Linked DNA regions of Homo sapiens: all the other regions are linked to region 3. The links are chromatin contacts, found by Hi-C or POLR2A ChIA-PET in ENCODE. All regions are on one chromosome and are shown on one strand. The core of a region is the stretch at or near the end of the contact, and the rest is flanking DNA. Distances in the headings are between cores, read along the strand shown.

Region 1 (3,338 bases), core at 61-2,560, 3.1 Mb after region 3:
AAGTGAGCACAAACAGAAACAGCCTAGGAATGTAACATGAATTAAAAGCCTCATCCAATGCTGTTGGCAGAGAGACAACAGATCTACACTCTACATTATGATGCTAACAGTCAGTTATGTCTGACTATGCCATCTTGTTTACTCTTCATCAAAAATTAGGTTATTTTAGTAGAGAAAATTCTCCTCAATATTCACCCAGAGTAATACTTGACAATTTAACTATAAAAACAAGATGGGCATATAAAGCCCAACAAGTATGGAAATACGAACTACCTTCTAGAATCACAGACGAAGTCAGAGGTGGAAAACCCACAGATTATTTAAGTCCAACTTTTTTTATATTTTACAGATGAGAGCCTGAGGCCCACATGACGAGTCTGTGGCAGAACTTATTCAACTATAGGCGCTAAGGCCTTCAAATCTCTTAGAAATAAGTCTTACAGAAATATCATAAAAATCAACTTAAAATTGAATGAACAATGTATGATTAGCAGGTTTGCAAAAGGTGAAATATACCATATTATAAATATATATAATATATTATATAATACCATATTATAAATAAATATATTATAAATATATATTTATAAACCCCAGAGAAAGGAGTATCTGAAGTGACACAATTCCCAGGTAAACTTCCAGTCAGAAATTTCATCTTTTTATTCCAAGTGTGTCCCAGCTTCCCACACCTGATCTGACATCTATATGTATGTGGTTTCGTATTATCTCTACAAAAGTTCTATTTCTTCCATTAGACGGTGTTCCCTGAAGATAGGAACAATTTTACTTCGATTCCAACTGTCCCTATAAAAGGGAATTTTTTTTAAAGCCTACATACAAGGTTTGTTTGCTATTGAAAAAAATTTACGGTAAATTTTCAAGTATAACAACACTCGCAATCAAGGCCAAACAGAATACAGCAGACTTGCAACTCTAAGGTAACAACTGTATTATGAGCTTTGTATACATTTAAGTTTTCATACGTTAAGTCCACCGCTTAAGAAAAAAGAAATGGCAATTCATATAATGGTGGCAATAATTACATGTGTGTGTTTCTACTTACGGTAGAATTAGCATACCCAACTTTTACTGAATAATAGCATATATCATTTTTGCAACACAAAGAAAAATACTTTACCTTACAAGCCATACAGACGTAAACAAAAACTTTATTTCTTTTTGGACCTCAATAACCTGAAACACTCCCGTTTCAAAAACCAACCTCTCTCACGCTTCAACCCTGAAAGGAAGAACTTGCATCCCCTGAGAACAAAACGCAGCCTATCCAGAAACCCACGGAAGCAGAAGGACGCCAGAGAGGACCCTTTCGACCGGGTTCCGCGTTCTCCTGGGTGACATCATTTCACCTGCGTCTCGGCAAAAAGGGAGGGAGCGAGAGAGCGAGGCCATCTGCCGGGCAGCGGGCCGGCGGCTCCGCGAGCTGAGACCGCGCCTCCTCGCCACCGCGGGAACAAAGAGCGCCGGGCGGCCGAGGCAAACCTTAGCCCAAGACTCGGGCGCGGCCCCGCAGGCTCTCAACGGCCCGCAGCCCGTCCCGCCCTCGCGCTGCAGCCAACGGCCGCGGCGGCCAGTACCTGCGAGGGGAGGCTCCGCCCTGCCGGGCAGCTCCCGCGGATCCTCGCTGGGCCGCCGCCTCCTATTGTGACTGCTCGCCCAGCCCGCGGCCAGCTCGCCAGATCCGCCGTCCGCGGGCCTCCTCACCCCCGGAACCCCGGCTCCAACTTAGGCACTGTCACTGCGCTTCCTTCCTCCCGGCACCATCACACGGGCCGCGCCAGGAAACGACGGCTGCACGCCCAGAGATGACAGAGTCGCCTAACGCCTCGGAGGCTCCATCCTCTCCGCCCCCACGCCCCAACCGACCGGGCCTCGGCCCCGTCCCGCAACACCGCACTAGGGGCCCGGCCCGGCCACGCCCCTCCCCGCCCCGCCGCGCCCCGCCGCACCCCGCCTCACCCCGCCTCGGCGATCACAGACCCGGGCTCCCTATGCGCCGGCGCACTGGCCTCCGCTGCGCGCGCAGGCGACTCCCCTCGCCGCTAGGCCGCGACACGCGCGGTCCTCCCACTTCTTGGGTCCGGGTCGCCCGTCCCACCCCGTCCCCTCGCCAGCACAAACCTAGCGAGCCCAGCGCGCCAGACCACCGGAGCGCTCCTCCCTTTTCCCCCAGGCTCCGCACCGCGCGCCGAACCCCCTTTGTTTCCACCCCGAGGGGGAAGGGGGCGGGGCGGGGCGGGGCGGGGCTGCGCGCGGCCCGGCGCACGACTCGGACCAGTTCCGGCAACAGAGCTCCGCGCGCAGCACCACTGCGCAGCCCCGCCCCAGCCCGCCCCCCGCTGCCCTGCGGACCGCAGGGCCCTGTTCCAATTCCTATAGATTTTCTCTTAGTAAATTGTTGCTACTGTTCCGTGCCTCCTACCTACAAAACTCCGCAATCAAACAGTAACTGACCTCACGTAGTTCTTACAGCATAAATGCATTCACGTGGCCCGAAAAGTAAGAATTTTTATTGCAGTACACAAAGGTGTCTCTCAATGCAGCAAGCCAACAGGTTCGAACCCAACTTGTCCGAGGCTTCCTTAAGTGTGACAGTTGCTCAGATGTCGCTTGGGGAGGGGAAATAAGAACAAAGATTGAAGCCGGCTTGGCTCCTGTCCTGATAATCACGATACAAGAGAGAAAATAAAAATTTCCACAAAAGCACAATCCATACAAGGAAAAAATAGTAAAGTGGTATCAGACTTAAGGAGAGAGGGCAGTCAAGAGGACATCATGGAAGGGGTGGACTTTTTAAAGCAGAAATTAGATGTTTCCCGCAAGGATGGTGATCATATTTTAGGGTGGTAGAGTAAAATTATTAAGGACCAGTCAACAGAAAACTCGGGTTTTCAAGTTCTAGTTCTTTTGGCATTACTTAAACCAGTCTCTCTTTCCCTCTCTGGGCCTCAGCTGCAACCAGTAGAAAATGGGGGAAATCAGAGTAAATGTTGTTTCAGGACCTTCTGGACCTTGGACATTCTCTTTATGAACAACACTATATGGTAATTATTTATGTACACTTGTCTCCCATATCAGACTGAGCACCCAGACTCTGTTGGGACTGTGTAAACTAAACCCAAGGCCCAAGTCTAGTGCCAGAAACACAAGAGAAGGTGTTTAGCAACTGCTGAATCAAAGTTCCAGCAATAACATCATAGGTTTTGGAATTCCAGGACAAACAAAGAGAAGCTGGAAAGAGGTATTAGGTCCCTATGAACATATCCACCCCAAACCCATACTCGAATTATGTAACCCAGTTAACCAGCTGGCTGGCTCTC
Region 2 (3,191 bases), core at 515-3,014, 4.2 Mb after region 3:
TAAGATGCCTTTCCTCCAAATCTTACCATTTTCAGAATTCTGCTAGAGACATATCAATTAACCAAAATCCAGCTTGCCAGCATCCTCAGCTAACTAAAAGTTATGTTTTGACACAACTTTTAGGGAAAAGGGGCAAATCTCTAGTAAACGAGTTGACTTCAGGACTCTTCAAAAAAAGAGTCTGTTTATTCAGCAAAACCCAAGGGCCCAAAACAGGTCCCCACCCAAGTAGTCTTACCTGTAAGGTCACCAAGCTGGCTGTGGTGGCCAGGTCAATCTTCCCAAATTTGATGAGATTTCCATAAGGGTTAAAAGGAAGAGTGAACGGTTTCCTTTGGCTTAGGGGCTTTTCTCTAAAATTCCTTGTCTTCTTCCCATCTGGACTTTTCCCTCTGAACTATTAGCTTACTGCCAACCACCGTCCCCACAGAAATCACAAGAGTTTAGGCAAATGAAAAGCAAGTTCTGCCCAGCCTTTTACATCTAAGCACAACAGCCCATACTAGGACAACAAATTACCAATGACTTAATGACTAAGGCACAGCATTCTCTTCAACCTCTAAAGAAAAGCCCGTAATGTCCTCTACTTAATACAAGTGAAAAATATGAGAACATGTTTTGGAATATTTTTGCTTCAATTTTTGAAGGTGAAGAGTTCCTTCTATTAATTCAAGTTAACTAGAGTCAGAAGATACTACTTAGTAATCAACTTTACTGTGCTTTCACCTAAAATTTTTCCTCCAAATTATTTAGGATTTGCCTTCTGTTCAGAAAATTAGTTTCCACAATATCCTTCACTATGCCAGAATGCTGACTGACTTAAAAAAAAATGACCATTATGAAAGGAAAAAACTAACCTTCAACACCCCTTAATTCACTGCCTTTTATTATTTACATACAAATCTGTCCTCCAAACAGGAGAAGATGGGACGGCAGTGTCTTACCACCGCATCCCCCACAGCTCCTCGCACGAAGCCTGGGAGTAGTGGGCATTCAATAAATGCCTATTAAACACTTCAGTCCTCTCATAACAAGTTGGGGCATTCCGAAACACTGGCTCCACCCCTCCAGGGTCGGCCGCTGGCTCCCGATGGCAGTCTGCCTATGGCCTTGCTCTGGTGAAATGAAACCTCGTCGCTCAAGACCCAGGATGGGGGCAAGGGAGCCGTCCGACCACATCCCGCAGGGCAGCAGATCCTCTCTTCATCCCGCCAGGCCGCTGGTCCTGAGGCCTTTCCCACCCCATTCGGGAACCTACGTCGCCAGCCGGGGATCCACAGGAGTACCAGCCCCCGCCCCACCCCGCAGACAGCCTGGCGTCGGGACACCGGGGACGCCTGCGCAGAAGAACCCGCCTGGCCCCTTGGCTCCAACGGTAACAATGCTCCCCTCCGAAAGACAGCCAGAGTAGTCCGGGGGCACCAGTACACGTCTGCGCGCTCCCCGACGCCTTGGCGCGCCCCTGGTGCTCAACCTTCCCCACGTGAGCGCGCCCGCCATCACGATACTCGCTGACGGGGTCTCCTCACCTGAGTCGGGCTCCGCCCCCCTCCTCCTCGCTGAAGGAGGCGGTGACCCCTCTCCGATCGGACTCGGCAGTGTCAGAGGAGGTGGGAACGTCCTGACCAGCGTCTCCGTTACGGGACTTCCTCCCCCTTCCACCCGCCCCCCTCCCACCCCGCCTCTAGTCCCCTAGCTCCTCCAGCCAGTTCGCCGCAGCACTCTGAGAACACGGCGGCGGCGCCCGAGGATAAGCGGAAGTGACGTAATGCAAGAGCGCCTACTCCGCCCCATTCCGCCTCTCCCAGTTGGGCTGCAACCAATCAGCAATGGGAAGGGCGGGGCCGGGGTAGGAGTGCAGCCAGCCGGCGCGCGGAACCTGGAGGAATTTACTTAGCCCCCGGAAAAACTGACCAATCCACGGTCCCTGAAGTCTGGTTGTGTTTACTACCGACTGAATCCGTGAGCTCTCTGACCAATCACCCTTTGCCTTACAACATGTAAAACGGTTATCAAATGCCTTTTAGGGCGGGATTTATCACTAAACTGCTCCAGGTTTGGACTATAGAAATGCGGCTGTTCGCTGCAACCAATCAAAACCCTCTGTGGTTTAGGCTAGCGGGCTTTCCGCCTAAATCCGCCAATCACAACAACGACTGCGTGATGTCTGAGGGCGCCGGAGAGGCGGGCCCTCAGGGCAGGCCGTACCGCCATTGGCTGGTTCTGAAGGATTTTTCCACCCTCGTGGTGCCCGGCGCTTTAGTGACCCAGGGCTCTTCTCCGGGGTGAATTCCCTTCGCTGAACACACACACACACACACACGTAGAGGGCTGGAGATTGAGTTCCCACTTCATAGACGTTGGGAAAGATAAGATTCCAAAAAGCTCTTTAGGTTTAACTAAGCCAAAGTCCAGGGTGAAAACCGCGAATAAAAAACGCTGTCCATCGGATGGCAGTTAGGTCGGACCCCGCCCCTCGTCCAGTCCGGGTGGCTGCGCGTCTGGAAACGGTGGCGCCCCAGGAGCCCGGCGCTTGGCCCCGCACTCGGCTGCAGGTCAAATAAGCCTGTAGTCTGCATGCCCAGATTTATAATCACCTGCACTCCCCCCACAAAAAAATAGGAAGCGCTAAGCTCTCCCACTCCTGTCCCAAACGTGGAAGGGTCGCGGACTTGTATGGGACGCGGTCTGAAAAAAGCGAGCCCCGGGGCGACGCTCGGGTTTCCAGGTGCACCCTCGGAGGGAGAACCCGATCCCTGAGCATCGGACACTGGGGCCAGGGAAGAAACCCCCTTTCCTAGGGTGAGGACGGCAGAAGAAAGCTGCCTTCTCCGGCGCAGCGTGTCTGGGAGCGCTGCGTGGCTCTGGAGACAAAGGCAGGCCCGCGAACTCAGCTGGGTTCTTCTGGGGGTGGGGGTAAGGGTCTTGGAGGAGCTCCCAGAAAAATGGAACTCCCAGCCGGGCGCGATGGCTCACGCCTATAATCGCAGCAATTGGGAAGGCTGAGGCGGGCAGATCGCCCGAGATCAGGAGTTCGAGACCAGCCTGGCCAACATGGTGAAACCCTGTCTCTACTAAAAGTACAAAAATTAGCCGGGCGTGGTGGTGGGCGCCCGTAATCCCAGGCAACTACTCGGGAGGCTGAGGCAGGAGAATCGCTTGAACCCGGGAGGCGGAGGTTGCAGTGAGCT
Region 3 (3,338 bases), core at 700-3,199:
CCGGGTCCACTTCCATTGTTAGCAGTTGTTTGCAGAATTTTCTCTGTTACCATTCCTCTCTTTTTGTTCTCGCCCAGAGTGGGTGGTTTTTTGTTGTTGTTTTAGATTTTCATGTGAAGGCAGAGAGTTTTTTTTCTTTTTTAACTCCCCATCCCCCTATGCGGGGTGTCATTTCACCATCCACATCCTTGTTTGCGTTTCTGGCCCTCGTCCTCCCTGCCTCTCCTCTGCCTCCCCAACCCCCGCCTACCTACTGCTCCCAGGGGTCTCTCCAGGGGCAGGGGGATTTCAGGAGATGGGGTGGGGGCCAGCCCCTACTGGACCCTTGTAATCTGATTTGAAGACCATCCCCCTGATGGGACCAGCAGCCCCGCTGGCCCACTGGGGGTCCCTCTTAACATCTGCTTGTTGTGGGGGTCAGTGCCACGGTCTGCTGGGGTCTTGGCACTGTCTTCCTGGCCGGGGCCTGGCACCTTAGCCCCCAGCCGGCCCGAGTGGGGGATATCGACACCCCCAGCTAAAGCACAAGCACCTTAGTCATCCCTCCTCTCCCCCTGCCTCCTGGCCTGCCACCCCACCCCAGCGTTTACCCCAAAGCACAATGCCCTGGTCACTTGGCAAGTGGCTGGGCCTGACGGAGGCCAAGGGGCAGACCGGGGCTCCAGCCAGACCCCCGAAAGGAAGCAGGTGCTCCCCCACTTCCAGGACTTAGTTGGGGCGGGGGGCCCAGCTCCTGGGCCTAGGGTCTTCTCACCCCCACCCCCTTGTCCTGGGTAGGCCCCTGCCTGCCCCTCTCTGCCTTTTCCTCGGGTGTCCCTCCTCGAGCCCCTGCGGCACTGGCTTGGGTGGCAGAGCCCACTTGTTTCAGGGACCCCAGGAGGTGGTGCCCCCTGGCTCCTGGGACTGTGTGTGGGTCTGGGGGGTGGGGGGGTGGGGAGAAGCGTCGGGCAGGGGGTGCAGGGGAGGAAACTCCTCACCAGGAAAGCCAAAGACAGGGTTGTGCCTTACCTCAGGAGCCACCCGTTCCCCCTTGCCCTGCCGTTCACCCTCCACCTTTCCCCCCGGGCGGCCTGCTGCTTTTTCCTTCTCTTCCTCCCCTGCCCTGCCCTGAGCTGCATGGTTCCCCTACCCTGGGAAGCCAGGAAGGAATCTGAATGGAGAATCACCAACCACCAAAGAAAAAAAGACTGCGGGGCCCTCCCCTGCCAACTCCCCTTCCCTGGCCGCCCACTCACCCACACCTCTTTCACGCAGGACAGGCTGCCCACCCTGTCCACGTGAAGTGCCAACGCCCTCCCCACCCTGGGCCGAGCCCCCACCCCTCCCTGGGCCCCCAAGTGAGATTGCACATTTAACTACTGTAAGGAGAGGAGCGGCGTTGGCAAATGTGAACCATGAGAATATCGGTGATACTGATGAGAATAAACGCCTTTGTAAAAAAAAAAAAAAAAAAAAAAGTCTGGAGCCAGGCGTGGTGGCTCGCCTGTAAGCCAAGCACTTTAGGAGGCCAAAGCGGCAGGATCGCTTGAGGCCAGGAGTTGGAGAGACTAGCCTGGGCAACATGGCGAAACCCGTCTCTACTAAAAATAGCTGCGCATGGTGGCTCCGCCTGTAGTTCCAGCTACCGGAAGGCTGAGGCGGGAGGATTAGAGACTGAAGCTATAGTGAGCCATGATCAGACCACTGCACTCAAGCCTGGGTAAGGCAGCAAGACCCTATATCAAAAAATAAAAAAAGGAAAACCACAATGATTACGCAAGTCGCCGCCCTCCCTCCTGCGATTGTTGCTATTTCCATCCAGCTACTAGTCTCCTCCTCCCGCCCGACACCTGGCGCGTCTATCTGACGTCACGAACGCGCCACACAGATTCGGGCTGCGCAACCTCTGTGGCCGTCTACACGGCGCGCAGATGCGAATATTCTCGCGGCGCCGGAAGTCCGGGGCACGTGACCTGGTGACAGTGCTGACTTGGCTGTACAGCTCGATCTAGGTTCTGCGGCACGGGATGGCGGAGGCGCCTCCTGTCTCAGGTATTGTCCCGGCCCGAGCGGGACTGGGCCCCTTTCAGGGAGCGGAAATTGGGTCAGTGACGAAGTTCTAGGGCCTCAGCCACTCATATCGCGAGAGTAGCACATGCTAGGGCGTAGGATAGTGGCTCGGAAGGGCCAAGCCCCGCGCATCGTGCGTACGAAGATCTGTGTCTTCTTGGACTAGATGGTGAAGCCCAGTAGCTGGGTTTCGGAGGAGAGAGGACTTGTCCCGGCGCTGCGAGTCGATGTGGGTGCCCTGCCTTCCCACAGGCTGTTTCTGGGGCAGCGGCGCACTGACCTTCGACAGGCGGGCGTCGGCCAGGTCACAGCCAGTGACGGTGGCGGGCTCTTGACGTGTAGGGTGTGGTGTGCTCATACCGCCTGGAGTGGTGGCGTGGGCGCGAGCCGAATTCCAGTAGTTTAGAGTCTCAGCCTGCTGCGAACCCCGTGTGACTCAGTCTCAGTCTCCTCATCTGTCAGTTGGGAGTAGATAAGTTAATTCCTGTGATGGCTCCCGCCCTGTACTGTACCTATTCTGTAATTGTTCACTCACTCCCCCTCCTGGAGTTGCCTCAGTGTGTAGAGACAGCCTCATTTGTTCGTTGATATAACATCCATTTCCTCAGGGTGTTCCATAGATCAGTGTTTTCCAAATGTGTTGGACAGCAACCAAAAGAAACATTTTGCATCGCGACCTTAAATATTGTACACTTACATAAATATAAAAGCGAACCAGAAGTTTCTGGAAGCAGTGAGGTTGGTTGGTTTGTTTTACAATCAGCAATATATTCTGTTTTCTGTTTCGTTTAAAAATATGTCACAGCCCACTGCCTTCATTTGATTTTATGGCCCACTCTGGAAAACAGGGCAGCAGTTTGCAGAATGGAGTTTGGAAACCATTGGTTTGAATCTCAGCTCTGTCCCTGACCAGCCGTTGGGGCACCAAGAAGACCATATATGTATTTGTATACTGGGTGGCAGGTAAAATGTATTTATTACTATGGTTCTTAGTTTAAAAAGTTAGGGCCGGGCGTGGTGGCTCACGCCTGTAATCCTAGCACTTTGGGAGGCCGAGGTGGACGGATCACGAGGTCAGGAGATCGAGACCATCCTGGCTAACACGGTGAAACCCCGTCTCTACTAAAAATACAAAAAATTAGCTGGGCATGGTGGCACGCGCCTGTAGTCCCAGCTACTCCGGAGGCTGAGGCAAGAGAATTGCTTGAACCCTGGAGGCGGAAGTTGCAGTGAGCCAAGATCGTGCCACTGCACTCCAGCCTGGGCGACAGAGTGTGACTTCGTCTCAA

Evidence for each region. Hi-C counts contacts between places; a loop is a spot of excess contacts on that map. ChIA-PET counts read pairs that join two places held with the same protein, here RNA polymerase II (POLR2A). Pooled maps may share reads with other maps.
Region 1: a loop to region 3 is called in a map of CD4-positive, alpha-beta T cell, with 12 times the contacts of the local background. The contact joins the promoter of RNF38 here to the promoter of NFX1 in region 3. A Hi-C loop is called at or near these places in 2 of 168 maps with a recorded cell type or tissue (CD4-positive, alpha-beta T cell and naive thymus-derived CD4-positive, alpha-beta T cell) and 8 of 50 pooled maps.
Region 2: a loop to region 3 is called in a pooled map, with 14 times the contacts of the local background. The contact joins the promoter of ZBTB5 here to the promoter of NFX1 in region 3. A Hi-C loop is called at or near these places in 7 of 50 pooled maps. POLR2A ChIA-PET finds 5 or more read pairs at or near these places in 2 of 52 experiments (A673 and B cell).

What each region holds. Positions count from the first base shown.
Region 1 is chr9:36,398,959-36,402,296 of GRCh38, forward strand. RNF38 (ring finger protein 38) reads right to left here and starts at 1,311. Exons shown (of 12, transcript NM_022781.5): 1 at 1,139-1,311. The coding sequence starts at 1,150. LOC124902152 (a long non-coding RNA gene) reads right to left here. Exons shown (of 2, transcript XR_007061475.1): 1 at 2,936-3,338; 2 at 2,507-2,627. RefSeq lists an enhancer at 1,271-1,340 and silencers at 1,551-1,880, 1,911-2,370.
Region 2 is chr9:37,463,686-37,466,876 of GRCh38, forward strand. It overlaps ZBTB5 (zinc finger and BTB domain containing 5), which reads right to left and starts at 1,765. Exons shown (of 2, transcript NM_014872.3): 1 at 1,530-1,765. RefSeq lists enhancers at 687-1,372, 1,373-2,058, 2,059-2,744, 2,745-3,191 and a silencer at 1,593-1,692.
Region 3 is chr9:33,288,567-33,291,904 of GRCh38, forward strand. It overlaps NFX1 (nuclear transcription factor, X-box binding 1), which reads left to right and starts at 1,950. Exons shown (of 24, transcript NM_002504.6): 1 at 1,950-2,031. The coding sequence starts at 2,007. It also overlaps the pseudogene LOC100862682. RefSeq lists enhancers at 1-840, 1,546-1,965, 1,976-2,025, 1,995-3,194, 2,176-2,225.